2 separate regions of the Homo sapiens genome follow, and region 2 is linked to region 1. A link is an interaction called in ENCODE POLR2A ChIA-PET data of the cell type or tissue named here. Cell type or tissue: MCF 10A. All regions are shown on one strand. Region 1 overlaps FAIM (Fas apoptotic inhibitory molecule). Region 2 overlaps PIK3CB (phosphatidylinositol-4,5-bisphosphate 3-kinase catalytic subunit beta).

Evidence for each region. ChIA-PET counts read pairs that join two places held together with the same protein. Peaks named below come from ENCODE experiments on the same cell type or tissue, not always from the same donor. Only the 100,000 strongest peaks of a DNase experiment are listed, where the experiment ranks them.
Region 2: POLR2A ChIA-PET joins it to region 1 with 6 read pairs; 4 of 35 experiments call an interaction of 5 or more read pairs at or near these places.

What each region holds. Positions count from the first base shown.
Region 1 is chr3:138,623,651-138,627,650 of GRCh38, reverse strand. The region is part of intron 4 of FAIM (Fas apoptotic inhibitory molecule); the gene reads right to left. Among named protein-coding and RNA genes, the nearest start is that of FAIM, 17 kb to the right of the region's middle. In MCF 10A, no CTCF peak of the experiment used is centred here; a DNase peak (open chromatin) is centred at 1,500.
Region 2 is chr3:138,707,271-138,711,270 of GRCh38, reverse strand. It overlaps PIK3CB (phosphatidylinositol-4,5-bisphosphate 3-kinase catalytic subunit beta), which reads left to right. Exons shown (of 24, transcript NM_006219.3): 11 at 3,982-4,000. Among named protein-coding and RNA genes, the nearest start is that of FAIM, 100 kb to the right of the region's middle. In MCF 10A, no CTCF peak of the experiment used is centred here; no DNase peak of the experiment used is centred here.

The DNA.
Region 1 (4,000 bases):
TAAACCACGATGATGGTAGAAACTGGTATTTTACTTGCTATGCTTACTGAACATGTACGTGTACTCAGAGTTTCTACAATAGCGTATTAGCATGCCTCTGAAGAACACTACTAATCCAGAAGCCCTAAAAGAAAATGTATTAAATTTGACTACATAAAAGTACAAAAAAAGGCCAGGCACGGTGGCTCATGCCTGTAATCCCAGCACTTTGGGAAGCTGAGGCAGGCAAATCACAAGGTCAGGAGTTCAAGACCAGTCTGGCCAACATGGTGAAACCCCGTCTCTACTAAAAATACAAAAAATTAGCTGGACGTAGTGGCGGGCGCCTGTAATCCCAGCTACTCAGGAGGCTGAGGCAGGAGAATTGCTTGAACCCAGGAGGCAGAGGTTGCAGTGAGCCAAAATTGCACCACTGCACTCCAGCCTGGGCGACAGAGTGAGATCCTGTCTTGGGAAAAAAAAAAAAAAGTAAAAAAGCCACAGCACAATTGAAGAAAAATGCACACACATTAGCAAAGTCATGTAATAAATGACAAACTCTGAAAAAAATATGTCAAACTCACAGCATGAACAAAGGACTAAACTTACTAATGTGAAGACTATGAGAAATCAAGGAGAAAAAGACCAACAACCAAAAGAAAATGGGGCAAAGGGCATGAACAGGCATCATGAGAAAGGAAATACAAAAGAAACTTAAAACTAAGATGCTCAACCTCACTTATGAAAAAGACAAAAACAACCCTGAAATACCATTGCTTCACCTAGCAGAATGCCAAAAAATCCAAAAGTTTGGCTACATGTTCTGCTGGAGAACCTGGGGAAAATAGCTAACGGGGGTACAAAATGGTAAAAGTACCATGGAAGGCAAATGGGCAAAATCTATTAAGATGACAAATACAATTAGTCTTTGACCCAGAAGAATAGAAGTCCTACTTTCCTACTTCCAGAAATGTGTACTAATATAATATGTGTCCTGTTCCAAGAGGCATGCAAACAAAGCTATTCATGCAGCATTGCTTCTAACAGCAAAAGATTAGAAACAGCTCAAGTGTTCATCAGTTGGGAATGAGCTAAATACACCATTTACTATTGAAATTTACTCTGCAGCTATAAAAAATATGAAAAAGTTCTTTAGGTTCTGATATAAAAGGATCTTCGGAATATAATAAGTGAATAAAGCAAGATGCTTTTATGTGGTAAGAGAGAATATGTGTACTCGCTTGAATCTGAATAAAGAAACACTAGAGTGACACTAAAAATGGTTATCTTGATGGGGGAACATGGCAGATGGGAACAGGGATGGAAGCAAGACTTTTTAATGTGTCTTTTAATAGCATTTTGATTTCTGAATCTTGAGTATGTAACCTATTCAAAGTGGTATGTTAATAAAAGGACATATCTAGCTGATAAAATTTCAAATCTATTATGACTCAGTGCTGGATTTAGTGACTCATGGGAGTTGCTGCTGCATGTTCATCTTGGAGCATCTCCTCTTTGCCTGCGGATTCCCTCAGCCGCATGAACAATAGCTAGGGACTTCCCAGGTGAGTCCTGAGCAGGTTATGTTCTGTAAATGCTATCAAAGAGAAACTTTTCAGAACAGAAAGAGAATTTCCTTCCAGCGTGAAGTTTCATATGTACTTTCCTCCTGCCAGCTTTATTTTCCTCCCATGGTATTCAGTGGTGTGGAGACTACAAGAGCTGAGAATGCTAACCAACCCTGTTTTCATTGCCCTTATATGCCTCACATTTTTTAGGTGGTGAAAAAAAATGCACATGATCTTTGAGGTCAGCTCTCAGCATCACTCTTTACTAGCAGTACCCTTTGGCAAGTCACCACCACTCTGAGCTTCCATTTCCTCAGGGGCAAATGAAGATGATACCACCTTTCCCATAGGCTGTTATAAGGGTTAGAAATAATTATATAAAGTGCCTAGTATAGTATCTGGCACATAATATGACCTTAGTAAATCATAATGTTTTGTTATTCAAAGCTTTTTTGTGGCCTTGCTCTAATTTCTCAATATAAAATTTAGCAAGTCATATAATATTGTTATTTGAAACTTGCCACATAACATACAAGAGTGAATTTTACCAGGAGACTCTAGATAAGCCCATTCTTTGCCCATGAGTAGTAATAATCACCACAAATAATATTTTTAAATTATTATCAATTTTTTTTTTTTTTGAGACAGAGTCTTGCTTGGTCACCCAGGCTGGAGTGCAGTGGCGCAATCTCAGCTCACTGCAACCTCCGCCTCCCAGGCTCAAGCAATTCTCCTGCCTCAGCCTCCCGAGTAGCTGGGATTACAGGTGCCCACCACCACGCCCAGCTAATTTTTGTATTTTTAGTAGAGATGGGGTTTCACCATGTTGGTCAGGCTGGTCTCGAACTCCTGACCTCAAGTGATCCACCTGCCTTGGCCTCCCACAGTGCTGGGATTACAGGTGTGAGCTACCATGCCCAGCCAAATTATTAAAATTTTGAGGCAGGGTCTCACTCTGTCATCCATGCTGGAATGCAGTGGTGCAATTTAGCTCACTGCAACCTTGAACCCCTAGGCTCAAGTGATCCTCTCGCCTCAGCCTCCCAAGTAGTTGGGACTACAGGCATGTGCCACTACACTTAGCTAATTTTTAAATATTTTGAAGAGATGAGGTCTCCCTATGTTGCCCAGGCTGGTCTTGAACTCCTGGGCTCAAGCGATCCTCCCACTTCAGCCTCCCAAAGTGCTGGGATTACAGGTGTGAGCCACTGCACCTGGCTGACAAATAATATTTTTAAAGAATTCACAATGTGAGAAACACTGTTAAGTACTTTACATGTACTAAATCAATTAAACTTCACTCATATCACAACTCTGTGAGGGAGTTACATTATCCCCATTTTACAGATGAGGAAACCAAGGTTCAGAGGTTAAGTAATTTGCCCATCACACAGCTCTGATCCTGGAGCCTGCATTCTTCATAACTAATCTGTAAAATGTAGGCTGTAGTCAGCATAGTCCAAAGTTTGATGGATCTTGGAAGCAGAAGTGCAAGCAATATCAATAACATATGCAATTTTGCCTTTACCTCAGTAAACAACTCTGGTCCCTTATCCCTTCCAAACAGCAAAAGGGACAAGTTGGGGCTGAACTCTGTCTCATTTCCAGGCTCATGAGGGATTGCAAATGGATAAAGAAGAGTAAAGGCAGACAAGGAGTAAAAGCAGAAAAATATATTTTTTAAAGACCCGAGATAATTCACAAGTAGATAAGCAGGCCCCTGGACATTTAAAAGAGAACTAACTGTATGCTAGGCATAGCTCAGGCAGTCTCTTCCATTTCACCTAGGAAAAGTTAATATCAATTGTATTACAAGTTGGCAAAGCAGCTGATTAAGTACCTAAAATTAATTTAAAGGCCTGGTTTCATCATCTGTTAAAGTCCCATATGTTTAAGTGTGTTGACACTAATCATAATCCTTTTAAAAACTAAAATTTCCATTATTAATGAGATCCAGTGGTTCTAAAACTTTATTGCAGGTTGAGTAACTATATTCCTAAACATATCACTATGAAATTTGGAAATATAAGGGATAAGATGAGCTCCCAAAACCTTCTGGAAAGAAAAAAATGAGATTCAGATTGGCACAAAACTTTTCATTTAAAACAATGGAGAATAGAAGCTACTGGAATAAGGGTTTCAAAAATTCTGAGAGAAAGTGAGTTTGAAATTAAAACTCTGTACTGAACAAAACTATCAACTTAGCATGAGGATCAAAGTAATGTTTATTTCTTAGACACCCTTTATCAGGAGATTACCTAAGGAATATATTCCAGTAAACAAAGATGAAAGCAGGAGTTGTGGGGTTCAATAACTGGAAGAACAAAAGGGTTCCATGAAAGAAAGCCTAGGGTGGCCACAAAGCAGCAGACTTGGATACTTAGAACAGGAGGGCAACAGACTTCCAAGAATATTGTTGTTAAGAATGAAAAGAAGGGTGGGCACAGCTGCTC
Region 2 (4,000 bases), 84 kb before region 1:
AATGAATGTGTGTTGCTTTCAGCATTTTTTGTAGGTTTTTTTTTTCTTTTTTTTTTTGAGAAATTCTCCTAAGGAACAGTGTCTTCTTTATAATAACCTTTGTTGCTCCTAATTGTGCTAACTTTCTTCATGAGTAGAAGGAACATCTCTAATTAGGGAGAAATAGTAAAAACACTTTTTTTTTTTTGAGATGGAGTCTCGCTCTGTCACCTCGGCTGGAGTGCAGTGGTGTGATATGCGCTCACTTCAAGCTCCACCTCCTGGGTTCATGCCATTCTCCTGCCTCAGCCTCCCCAGTAGCTGGGACTACAGGTGTCCACCACCACACCTGGCTAATTTTTTGTATTTTTAATAGAGACGGGGTTTCACAGTGTTAGCCAGGATCGTCTCGATCTCCTGACCTCGTGATCCACCCACCTCAGCCTCCCAGAGTGCTGGGATTACAGGCGTGAGCCACCACTCCCAGCCTAAAACACTTTTTCTTTAGTTGGCTTTAGCCTGAAATTTGAGGTAAATGGAGCACCTTCCACACGCTTTTATTTCTCAAATACTACTCAAAATACCCTCATCAAGTGAGGTAGATGGTTTTATTTCCATTTTTACAGATAAGTGAAGCTCAGAGAAAATAAGTTAGTCTTACATAGCTGTTTCAAACCTAGGATTTGAATGAAAGACTATTCAAATCTTCCCATTGGTCTATACTGCTTTCCCAAATGTTGGAATTTTTAGTGTAAATCTTGCATTATAATAGTGGTTTTCTTTTTCTTTTTTCCTGTCTTTATAGTTTGTTGATATATCTAGTGAAGTTGTAAACTAATTTGAATTTGAATTTTTTAATTCATGGCTTTGTAAGTGACATTTCAAAATGTTCATGTACTAGCAGTTGTCACCTGAAAAATTACTTTTGGATAATCATTTACTGACATATCTATAAACTCTTTGCAATCTAATAGTGTGTGTGTGTGTGTCCTTCTATTCCTATCCTCTCCAGCATGTACCTCTAACAGTTTTCACTAATTATGTTATTCCCCAAATGTAGGAGAACTGTGTATATTTGACGTATTTCTTTTTGTTTGTTTGTTTGTTTGACTCAGGGCCTCACCCTGTCACCCAGGCTGGAGTGTAGTGACTTGAACACAGCTCACTGTAGCCTTGCCCTCCTGGGCTCAGCCTCCCTCCTCAGCCCCCCAAGTAGCTGGTACTATAGGCATACGCCACCACACCCGGCTTTTTTTTTTTTTTTTTTTGTATTTTTTGTAGAGACAGGGTTTCGCCATGTTGCCCAAGCTGGTCTCGAACTCCTGGGCTCAAGTGATTTTCACCTCCTCAGCCTCCCAAAGTGCTAGGATTATAGGCATGAGCCACAGCTCCCAGCCTATTTGACATATTTCTTAGGAGGAACTAAACTTTCACAATACAATAAAATATAGCAGCAAAATACTGTACTTTCTTGAGAATCTTAATTTAGACTCACACATGTTCTCCAGAATCACCAACCAACTTGACTAGTATTTTTAGTAAAAATTACAATTTTTGGTGGTGTTAACTTGGCATAATACTATGAACCTGACTTCCTCTCTGAGAAAATGTATGATAAAAAATAATAAATGAACACATTAGTTCTGCATGTGTCAGCTCTAGAATTGTTACATTTAACCCAGTAGGGGCAAACAAGAAGCAAAGAAACTACAAATAATCTACCATCCAGAGTCCCTAGGTCATCATTACAAGGTATACAATCACGTTTATTATTTTTTTTCCTAACTTTCCATAATTTTTTTATGTGGACTAGGAAATACAAATGTCGATTCCTGTTTTTCCCCCTATACTTACACAAAATGACACATTCTGTGTAATGTTCTGCTTCTTGCTTTATTCACCATATCTACATATCTACATATCACCATATCTTCTCTACGTATCTATGTAGAGAACTGTTTTTCCCCCCATGCCTGGACTGTTAGATTTTTTTTTTTAAGCAGAATTGTGTTCTGATAGTTCAAACAGTGCTGCTATAATGAATAACCATGCTTATGTACAGTGTATATCTGAGATAAATTCCTTAGAGGTGGGTTTATTGATTCAAAGAATAGATAAATTTATAATTCTTATCATTACAAATTGTTCCTCAATAGCGTGTATCAATTTTTGCTCTCCATGTGTAGTATATATGAATGCCTTTTTTTTTTGCCACATATGGTGGTTCACATGTATAATCCCAATGCTTTGGGAGACTGAGGCAGGAGGATCACTTGAGTCCAGGAGATTGAGACCAGCCTGGACAACATAGTGAGACTCTGTCTCCCTATACACACAGAAAAAGAGTGCCTTTTTTTCTGATCACTTTTGAACAAGGCTAAAGGATTACCTCTATGTATGGGGCTAATAAGTACTAAAATACTAAATTTGATTTCAGTTAGGTTGCATTTGATAGGACAAAAGTAAAATAGTACTAGAGAGCAGAAGTATGAAACTGTAAATTGCTGAGAAATCAGCTCTAGAGTTGTATAAATTATTAGAATTGAGCCAGGTGCAGTGGTGTGTGTGTGCCTGTAGTCCCAGTTACTCAGGTGCTTGAGGCAGGAGGATCGTTTGGGGCTAGGAGTTTGTATCCAGCCTGGGCAATGTGGCAAGACCCCGTCTCTAAAAAAACAGGAAGATTAAAAAAAAAAAAAAAGAGTTGCCTCCATCCAGGTGAAAATTGAGTTTGGGCTGGGTGTGATTGCTCACACCTGTAATTCCAGCACTTTTGGAGGCTGAGTTGGGTGGATCTCTTGAGCTCAGGAGTTCAAGACCAGCCTGGGTAACATGGTGAAACCCTGTCTCTACCAAAAATTAAAAAATTAGCTGGGCATGGTGGCATGCGCCTGTGGTCCCAGCTACTCAGGAGGCTAAGGTGGGAGGATCACTTGAGCCTGGGAGGTGGAGGTTGCAGTGAGCCAAGATCATGCCACTGCACCCCAACCTGGGTGACAGAAACCCTGTCTCAAAAAAAAAAAAAAAAAAAGAAAAAGAAAAAATTGAGTCCGTGAGGTGAGAAAATATTTAAAAAGATGAACGAAGAATTAAGGAACGAAAACTTGTAAAGATTTTCCAGCTTTAGGAAATAATTCTGAGTGTGCATACTTTATGGACATTAGACCTAATTAGAGTAGAGCTGATATTTTTTTTCCTTAGGAGATACAGAAAGAACAACTGTACTACAGTCAGTATAAGAAAAGAAAAATTACTTTGGAGAGAGAGGATCTTAGATTGTACACCTAACTCTATTTTCTCATCATGAGTTTCTTATCTGTGAAATAAAAAAATTATATGATGCGAACTCCAGAGTTTTCTAACTACACTGAAATTCTAAAATCACACACACAGTTCTGTGAATTGACCATATTTAGCGTGGTGGAAAAGGAAAAGGAAGGAGTACCTTGAAGAAAGAAGCAGTTGGTGAGGTAAAAGGAGCGCCACTTAATGGAGTATTCCAGAGGCTACCAGAGAAGGTATTTTCTGTCAGCAGTTGCAGGATAATAAAGAGCATTATCGTTAGATTTGATAAGAAGAATGTCATTGATGACTTAAAATACCAATTTGGTTATTGTGACAACCATGAAAACCAGATTACATGTGATTAAGAAGTCCATATGTAGTGATGAGATTATAGTTTCTATGGGCCACCTAATTTTGATGGAGAGAGAGCAGTTCCAATTAAAGTCTTTTCAAGATTGAGAACTAAATTTGAATTAAGAGGTAAAGTAGTCATTCAGTTTTGTTAACTTTCTCATTTTTAAAACATGTATGCAAACTCACACTGAAATTTTGTTCCAAGCATTAACAGAAAATTAGAGGATTACTGATAGAATTGTCTGTCACACTTCTGTAGTTGACATACTTCTAAGGTGATTTTCATGGGAGGAGATCCATTACAGCTTTTTTAAAGCCTAGTTTTAAAGACATTTTTTAAGAACCAAAATTATTTGCATGTTTTAGATGAACTCGAAGAAATGTT